Regions from separate parts of the Homo sapiens genome. Here region 2 is linked to region 1. A link is a contact called in ENCODE Hi-C or POLR2A ChIA-PET data. All regions are on one chromosome and are shown on one strand. The core of a region is the stretch at or near the end of the contact, and the rest is flanking DNA. Distances in the headings are between cores, read along the strand shown.

The links. Hi-C counts contacts between places; a loop is a spot of excess contacts on that map. ChIA-PET counts read pairs that join two places held with the same protein, here RNA polymerase II (POLR2A). Pooled maps may share reads with other maps.
Region 2: a map with no recorded cell type shows a loop between it and region 1 (16-fold over the local background). The contact joins the enhancer-like site here to the promoter of DYM in region 1. A Hi-C loop is called at or near these places in 3 of 37 single-sample maps with no recorded cell type and 7 of 50 pooled maps. POLR2A ChIA-PET finds 5 or more read pairs at or near these places in 1 of 52 experiments (HEK293).

The regions. Positions count from the first base shown.
Region 1 is chr18:49,457,315-49,461,962 of GRCh38, forward strand. DYM (dymeclin) reads right to left here and starts at 3,331. Exons shown (of 18, transcript NM_001353214.3): 1 at 3,084-3,331. RefSeq lists a silencer at 2,730-3,309.
Region 2 is chr18:49,160,655-49,165,590 of GRCh38, forward strand. DYM (dymeclin) reads right to left here. Exons shown (of 18, transcript NM_001353214.3): 15 at 3,031-3,133. Among named protein-coding and RNA genes, the nearest start is that of MIR4744, 110 kb to the left of the region's middle. RefSeq lists a silencer at 1,194-1,253. Within about 2 kb of position 1,702, at least 2 of the 41 ENCODE cell types and tissues checked have a DNase peak (open chromatin) inside an H3K27ac peak, as active enhancers do.

The sequences.
Region 1 (4,648 bases), core at 2,081-4,580:
TGTCAAGTATCAGGTTAGCCCTCTGATTACACATATATACTATGTTTTAAGACATGAATATGAAAAAGAGACCAAAACGAAATATAGAAAAACTTTACATGGAGCTGTATTGCTTTTATACTTAAATCATTTTTAAAGGTCTCATTTTACCAAAGCCTATACTACAAGTGTCACAGGTATTTCCCATATTTCACTAAAAGGAAAAATGAACAGTCTTCTCTAGATCTAACCATTCCCATTATCTACAATCCTAAGTAAAAGACGGCCCTCTCGTTGCATGTACAGCAGCAAAAGAAATCACCTACTTTCTTAAGTCTCGGCAAAATATTCCAAAATACACTGTGGTAGGTAGAATAATAGCCTCCAAAGATGTCCACATACTAATCCATGGAAGCTCTGATTATGTTGCTGGGAAAAGAGACTTTGCAGGCGTGATTAAATTAAGAACCTCGAGGGGGGATTTATCCTGAATTAGCTAAGTGGGCCTGATTTAATTACATGGGTCCTTAAAAGCAGAGAACCTTTCCCACTTGTGGTCAGAGACTTGAGGATGGAAGTATGATCAGAGAGATGCAACACTGGTGGCTTTGAAGACAGAGGAGGTACGCCACAAGCCAAGGAAAGTGGCAGCCTCTAGAAGCTGGAAGAGGCATAGATGCCCCCTAGAAACCTCCAGAGAAGAACACAGCCTTGTTGACAGCCAGTGAGACCCACTTTGACTTCTAACCTACAGAACTGTAAAATAATAAATGCATTGTTTTAAGCCACTAAATTTGTGGTAACATGTTACAGCAATCATAGAAAACTGATACATAACATTAAACAACTTCTAATAATATGTGAAATTATCTAGAAAAGCATAACCAAATTGCCCAAATATTTGGAGCAATATAAGAAAGAGCCATTTGTACATGTTGTAACATATTTCACTTCTATTTCTCTCCTGCCCTCCATTCATTAAAAAGCCTACCAAAGTGACAATTCTTCAAACTTTCTGTAGAAAAATGAGCCATATTAATAAAAAAAAAAGGAACAATCAGGATGGCAGGATCTAATGGAAAAATCAGGAGATAATTATGCCACATTTTTCAGAGTCAAACATAAAAGCGTTTGCACTGTTTATCCTCTTTGTATCAAATGGATTACCACACTTTTTTAAAGTACAGTAAATCTTTCTAGATATTAAAAACTATTAATTTTTATGTGTGATAATGGTATTCTGGGCCTATTAAAAAGAGCAGGCCAGGTGCAGTGGCTCACCCCTGTAATCCCAGCACTTTCAGAGGCTGAGGTGGGTGAAATGCCTGAACTCAGGAGTTCGTGACCAGCCTGAGCAACATGATGAGACCCCCGTCTCTACTAAAAATACAAAAAATTAGCCAGGCATGGTAGCACGTGCCTGTAATCCCAGCTACTCAGGAGGCTGAGGCAGGAGAATTGCTTGAACCCAGGAGGCAGACGTTGCCGTGAGCCGGGATCACGCCACTGTACTCCAGCCTGAATGACAGAGCGAGACTCTGCCTCCCACCACCACCAACAAAAAAAAGCAATTCAATCTTCTACAGATATATATTGAAATATTTACAGATGAAATTGAATGTCTATGATTTGCTTTAAAATAATTGTGAGTGGGGATAGGAATGCATAGGGACATAGATGAAATTAAATTGGCATGAGTTAACTGCTGAAGCTGGGTAATGGGTACATGGGAGTACCCTTTATTATTTCACTGTGTGAACTTTTCTATGGTTAAAAGGTGCAAAAACATAAAAACTCCTTGACCTATATGTCGTAACAACACAGACTTCTTAATAGCTGAATCTCCTTCCTATTAACATTGCCCCAACTCAGTTCTCTGCCATTTAATCCACTTGCGACTGATAGTTTCATCAATTATTCCAACTCATTTTGCCCTATGTACTCAGTTTATGAGCTTAAGGCAGACACCTAACCTCTAAAAGACTAGTTCTTCATTTACAGAATGGGAATATTCATACTTGTCCGGTCTATCTCCAAGTTGCTGAGAGGATTATCTAAAATAAAACTTCAAAGCAGGATAATCACTCCAGAAATCCATATATTCATAAATTTCATCCTCTGCAACAACCATTCACCCATTCCTATAGATTCTCTTCCCTTCCACCTCGTTCTTCTCTTGAGCCCTCAACTCATCAGCCTAAGCACCTGAGTTCCTCTGGTGGACGCTACATTCCTCTCCACGGCCTCCACCCTCCAGGTTTTCATCCTTCAGCACATCACCCTTGCTCTACACACCCCTCTCTCCAACTTCCCCTCTCCTCTTTCAAGGAACTCACTCCATCTGTGCCCCCTAATCAGTCTATCCTGGGTACCCGCTTTGCTGGCCGATTACAATCATCCCATCACTTCTCTACCCCTGTTCAGTAGAGAACAGCTTTATCCAATCAGCTTTACCACACCAATACCCTCAAACCCCACTACTGCCCCCAGTTCACAAACACCCACCCTTTCACTTTTCAGTCAAAACACAATTGCTCAGGCAAATCCACGGCGACTGAAAGTAGATCAATAGTGTAGGGGAGAGAAGGAGGAGTGACTGCTAATGGGTACGAGCTTCTTTGGGGCGGGGGGGGCGGTGATTAAAAATGCTCTGGAGTTAAGGGTGGTGATGGCTGCTCAACCCTGTGAATATACTAAAAACCACTGAGTTGTACTTTTAAAGGGTTAATTTTCTGATATGTTAGTTATACCTCGATAAACTATGAATGTAAAAAGAAGAAAGAAAAACCCAACAGCTATTGCTCACCCTGCCCATCACACGCCCATTTGTCAGACCAACACCGCCCCATCTCCGGAAGCACCGACTTGGCCTTCGGTATCCCCCAACTCCCAACAGCGGACTCGGACAGAGGTCCGTCCGCTGTCAGCACAGCCCCTCCGGGTGGCCCAGGCGCCCGCGGGCAGGGAAGGGAGGGTCCCTTCGCCGCCGCCCCGGGGCGCTGGCCGGGTTGCGGAGGGTGGCCCCTGACCCCCTCTGACAGGAGGCCGGGGACAGCCAGGCTTTCGGGCCCGGCCGCGCTGAGGGGGGCGGCGCTACAGCCCACCTGTCTCAGCCGGCTGGGGGATCTGCTCCAGCTCCACGGACCCGCGGACGGATGGGAGGGTGGCAGAGGGGTCAGGAGAAGTCGCTGTCGCCGCCGCAGCCCAGGTGGCGCACACCGGCTCAGGCCTCCATGTTTCCACGTCTCAGCGGGTACAGATCCGGCTCCGGTCCGGCCTGCAGCTCGGCCCCGGCTCGGCTCCAGCCCGGGCCGCGTCGGTGCGGAGGCCAGGAGGCGGCGAGAGAAGAGGGAAGCGACCGAGAACGCGGCTAGGGACCAGACCCCCAGGCGCGCGCGCCAGCCAGGTGGTCACGTGGCACGCGGCGCGCGCGGGCTTCTGGAAACTGTAGTCCTTTGGGTGTTATTCGTGCCTCCGCCCTCCTAGTACCTCCTGGGCTACCGCAAAGCCACGTGGCGAAATCGAGAAGCGCAAAAACAGCCGTGCGCGGTGGCTCACGCCTGTAATCCCAGCACTTTAGGAGGCCGAGGTGGACGGATCACGAGGTCAGGAGATCGAGACCATCCTGGCCAGCATGGTGAAACCCCGTCTCCACTAAAAATACAAAAAGTAGCTGTTTGAGACAGGATAATCGTTTGAACCCGAGAGGCGGAGATTGCAGTGAGTCAAAAAGTAGCTGTCTGAGGCAGGAGAATCGTTTGAACCCGAGAGGCGGAGATTGCAGTGAGTCGAGATCGGGCCACTGCACTCCAGCCTTGCGACAGAGCTCGACTCTTCTCAAAAAAAAAAAAAGAGAGAGAGAGAGAAGCGCAAAAACCTCACCTGCCGGGTGCTAGAGTCAACCTCACCTGCCAGGTGCTAGAGTCCTCGCTCATGCTACACCGCTCGTTCTGGCGGCTTAACCTTATTAAGGCCTCTGTTAATTGCAGCTGAATAACCATCCCAAAGTCAAGCAATATTGTGTGGGATTCTGGAGAATTGAGAAATAGCAAAATAATTTTTGATGGAGGCAGCTGGCAGGGCTAGCCCTGCCTGCAAAGTTGTCGGAAAGGACAGGTCCCACGGGAAAGAGTAGCAATATGAGATAGTGCCAAAACTATGGAATTTGAAGTCAAATGAGCTGAGGTTTCCACACTGACGTCTTTGAGCAATTACTTCACCTCTCTCAGCCAGTTTCCTCACCTAAAATATATGCATGATGATGATTCTGCCATTACAGGAAATGTTGACATGACTGTAGTAATAACAATTCACATTATGGATTATTTTCTATTTGCCATGCACTATTATTTCGCAAAATGACCCTATGGAACAGATAGCACCGTTATTCCCATTATATAGTCAATATGTGCCAGTGTACTCTGTAAAGTACTATACAAATATTAGGTATTCTTTTCTAGCATAGACTGCCAGTAAATTCACTGAGCTTGCAGAATTATGACAGGAAAACATATTAAAACCCAAAGTAGACTGGGCCCTGTGGCTTATGCCTGTAATCCCAATACTTTGGGAGGCTAAGGTGGGAGGATCACTTGAGCCCAGGAGTTCGGAAGGACCAGCCTGAGCAACATAGCGATACACTGTCTCAACAAAAAATACAAAAATTAGC
Region 2 (4,936 bases), core at 452-2,951, 300 kb before region 1:
CCAACAAGTGGTTTAAAGCATTAGTCCAGGACACAGAATTTTATGTGGTTACTGGCAAAGGTACTTAAGTAAAACTTCTGTGAAAGAAAAGGAAGGAACATGTTCATTTTCCCAGTTAATGACTAATGTAAAAGAGAAAATGGTTTCAAATGTGTAAATCACTTATACAACAGTGTTTTGAGCAATGGGAATGACCAACAAAACATTGAAGTATCATGAAAGAACATACAACGGTGCTTATTTTTAAGGTTACTGCTGTTTGTTTAATCACCTTTCAGGTCTCTATCAGGAGTGATTCACAGTCATCTCTCCTACTGAATCAGTGCTAACCATTCTCTTCAATTAAATCTGAGAAAAGGCAGCAAAATTCAAGTTCATAAACCCATTTGGAAAATGTTGTGATTTACAAAGTCTCATACACATAAATGTTAAGAAAAAAAAAAAAAAGGATTGTCAATGACAGATTCCAAATGGAATTTTCCCACTATTTCTAGAAGCAGATGCTTTAAGAAATTCATTTTTACTTAGTGAAAATTTTATACAAGAAGAAAATATTCAATCAGTGACTCTAAAATCTGTAAACTTCAGTAGCAGAATTCACAGGACTGTTACAAATTCAAATTGTCCTATCATGGCATAATTACCTCCATGGTTGGCAAATACCAGTAAATATGACCTATTTCCTCAAATATTAATTTTATAGATCTCTGATTAAAGAAGAATGCTACTAAGGCAACATCAGAACTTCAGAACTATACATATTCAACACATTTTTGTGGAGTAAATGGCACAGGAATACTACATAAATCAAATAATAATTGCTTATAAATAACAAAACATTTGCAGATGACCCAAATTCAAGTTTTTGGTAAACCCAACTCCCCATTGCCACCCTGGCCCCGATAGGGTTTCTAAACAGTTACTAGATATATTTTTCTTATCACAGGTATGGCAAGTGTAGAATTAAGCGAGCTGTTATGCTAATTAAAAAATTAGAACATTCAACTTAACAGGAAAATCTTAAAAGATACATTTTGGAATTATAAACTTAATACCTTAAGGGGATGACAGATTGTGACATCACATACCCACACACACACGAGAAAAAACTAGCACCAGTCAGGCTGTGGCTGCACACAGCTATCTTTGTTTATCATTGACTGATATCTGGACTGGGTACTGTTCCCACAGTCTCATATCAGGACAACCATTTAGAAATGAAACAAACCACAGGAAAGAAGCAAGGCAACTCTACAGCTGTCTGGTATGCATCATCACTGCAAACTCAGAACTAAAGAGTTCTCTAATAAAGTTTCTAAATACCAATCCACTATGTTGTTGTCTGGAGATTTAGAGCTGTCCTTATTAGAACTTGATGAACTTCTCCTGTGGTTAATGGCAAGATAATTTTTAGCATCTTCATCAAAGCCATATTCCAAAATATAAGAAATGTCACAGGTAGTCACACTACTTTAAGAAAATTTATAACACATTCTCTTTCCTATTATTATATTATGCTCACCCCTGTGCTGTTTCTATTCTATTCCATCAGCATCCTCTAAGGTCAGGTGATGTCTTAGTGCATTTTCTGTCGGTTAGAACAGAATACCTGAAACTAGGTAATTTATAAAGAAAAAGGAATTTATACAGTTATGGAGGCTGGGAAGGCCATGGTCAAGGAGATGCAGCTGGTGAGAACCTTCTTGCTAGTGGTGACTCTCTGTGGCATCCCAAGATGATGCAGGGTATCACACAGTGCATGCTAACATGCTAGCTCAAGTCTCTCTTCCTCTTCTTATAAAGCTACTAGTTCCCCTCCTATGCTAACCTATTAATCCATTAACTCACTAATCTATTGATCCATGAATTCATTAATCCATTTATAAGGGATCCAATCACCTATTCAAGGTCCCACTTCTCAATACTGCCACACTGGGGATTAAGTTTCAACATGAGTTTTGGATGGCACATTCAACCGTAGCAGTTGGTAATAAACTCTTCGTCATTAAGGTGGATGGAACAAAGGCCACATGTTACTGCTGCTCTCTTCTGACCATGTCTGGTAAGACTGGAGTCACACCCTGATGAGAGCAGAGCCAATTAGATTCTCTTTCTCAGGAATTGAGAATGAGGACTTTAAGACTTTAAGACAGCTAAAGGCACTGCACTCACAAGGTTGGAGGGAAGAAGAGGAAGGGCTGGGGTTGCTATTTTAGGTCCAAGTAAGCAAACAGATAAACCTGGATGGTAGAAAGCAGCAGCAGAATAAAGCAGAAGCAAAAGGAAGCAGAGACCAGAAACGAAATGACCCCCAAAACAGGACCCAATGGCTTTTCAATTTTAGGTTCCAGATCTCTGGGAAATCCAGGTGTACTTGCTCCCCTTAAGTTCAATAAGGAATCTTTGCATACTTCCTATAAAATCATCCCTGCTTTTGTTTTTGTGTTATTAGCTTGAGTGGGTTTCTCAACTCAGATATAAAGATTCTTAATTATGTACAAATTATTGGTTTAAGGTTGATTTTCTTCAACCACTTGTTAACAATCATTTACAACTTGTTCCCTTGATTTGAGACATCATTCTTCTATTTGCATATTAGAGGTTTCTTGGGCAGCAAAGATTTTCAGCACAGTAAAATCTTGAGAAGAGAGGGGTAATGCTATTATAAATTTTACAATGAAATAATTTATTTATTTATTATTTTTTTGAGATGCAGAGTCTTACTGTGTCACCCAGGCTACAGTGCAGGGGCATGATCTCAGCTCACTGCAACCTCTGCCTCCCGGATTCAAGTGATTCTCCTGCCTCGGCCTCCCAAATAGCTGGGACTACAGGTGTGCACCACCACACCCGGCTAATTTTTGCATTTTTAGTAGAGATGGGGTTTCACCATGTTGGCCAGGCTGGTCTTGAACTCCCGACCAAGTGATCCATCTGCCTCGGCCTCCCAAAGTGCTGGGATTACAGGCAGGAGTTACTGTGCCTGGCTGAAAGGAAAATTTTTTATTGATGAATAAGGTAACTACTTACATAATCTGGTAGAGGAACATCATTAGAACTCAGCGAACCTCTCAAGGACTGTGTGGCTTGTTCCAGAACTTTGTTGTGTTTTTTAGACAGCAAAGAAAATAAACTGGAAAAACAAACAAAAAACCAATTATATTAAAGGAACTGTTTTCTTTTCTGTCTTCTGTGGAAATATATAGTTCCACAGCATGTCAATTATTCTAAAATATACTTGTAAATGATTCTTTCTTCATGCCTGTGTTAACAGCAAGATTAATAATAGTATTTATGTAAGAAAAAAGGAGTGGGGAGGATGTTTAAATCATAAGAATTCTAAAAAATTTTTTAATGACAGTTTAAAATTATGTTTCAAACACAGGAGCATTTTTCATAAGATTACTATAGGGAAAAGAATAGTGGCAAAAACCTGAGATGTAGACTATGACTAACTCATAGTGCAATCTACTACAAGTCACTTGAGCTTGTGTATTTTCTCATCTTCTGAAAAAGTGTGTTGGACAAGATTATTTCTCTACTGTCATACAGAGTCTATGGTTCTGTATTATAGCTTTATTTCTCAAAAATAATGATTCAAAATGTTTTATAAGATTTCTGCTTCTGGCCATGACAGATTAACTGATACTGGACTAACTCTCCTGCTATCACTAACTGAAAACTAAAAAAAAAAAATGACACAACTGTTTTCAGATGTAACACAACATGTGAAGTAAAGGATTATAATCCCTAACAAAAGGGAGATGAAGATGAGCCCCATAATGGTGAGCTTCTGTCTCGAGGAACATTGCAGACTATGGTCCAGGAAGGTGGGACCCAAAGAGTACACAGCAGTGTTGTGCTGAGCTAAGGCAGAGAGAGGAATTTAACACTGCTGTGGCAACTGCATTTTGCAAGGTGGAATACTAGAGAGGAGAGAATTTCCAGAAAGCAGGTCCAGAAATCCAAGTGTCTTCTTGAATGTTTGTATAAATGTTAAGCTGTAATGTGCAGAGCAAGACTCCACAAGGTGTGGCAGTAAACAACTACCCAGGAGCTGTAAATTAAACAGAGATTTTGGGGACCATAACAGACTGAGGGATATTGGAGCTCCAACCAGCCAGAAGATAAAAATCAATGAACATGAACATTTAGTTGAATGCTTAGAAAGGCCATGCTTTAGGAGTCAGACTATTCTATTCTAGAGTGCAAATTACTTTATTCTAAGAGGCACCCTAATAGAGCAAAACAAACAATCTTCAAAGAATACAGTTGATTTACATTAAATATAAATGCACTAAACACTCCAGTTAAATGTCAGAGATTTTCAGACTGGATAAAAAAGCGAGACCCAACCATGTGCAGTTTAAAAGAGACACATTTGTAAATTTAAAGATACAGACAAGTTAACAAAAGGATACAAAAAAGACATACTATAAAAACATTAATCATAAGGAAGTTGGAATGGCCATGTTAATTTCCGACAAAGTAGGCTTAAGAACAATATTATTATTACTAGAGATAAAGAGGGAGATTTTATAATGATGAAAGCCAGTTTACCATGAAAACATAACAATCCTAAATACTTATGTGCCTAATAAAAGAACTTCAGAGGTATGTATTATAATTATATGATCCCAATATTAAATTTATTGTATCAAATAAAGAAAGGATTCTTCTTTGGGATAGATGGCAGCTTAAAAACAAAGGCAATTCTGATTCCATGTACTTCCCATAAAAATCTGAAGTATGGCCTTTAGTATTTTTTTATGCCAAAACTTCACTGTAGTATTTAGTAATCCCCTTACAAATAAAATATTTAAATATCAATTTAGGAAAATCTGTAATTATTTCAGATGGTTTAAAAAGGATATCCATTGAAGACAGGGCCACTAAGTAGTCTTTGTAGATTAAGTTTCAACTCATATCATCAAGG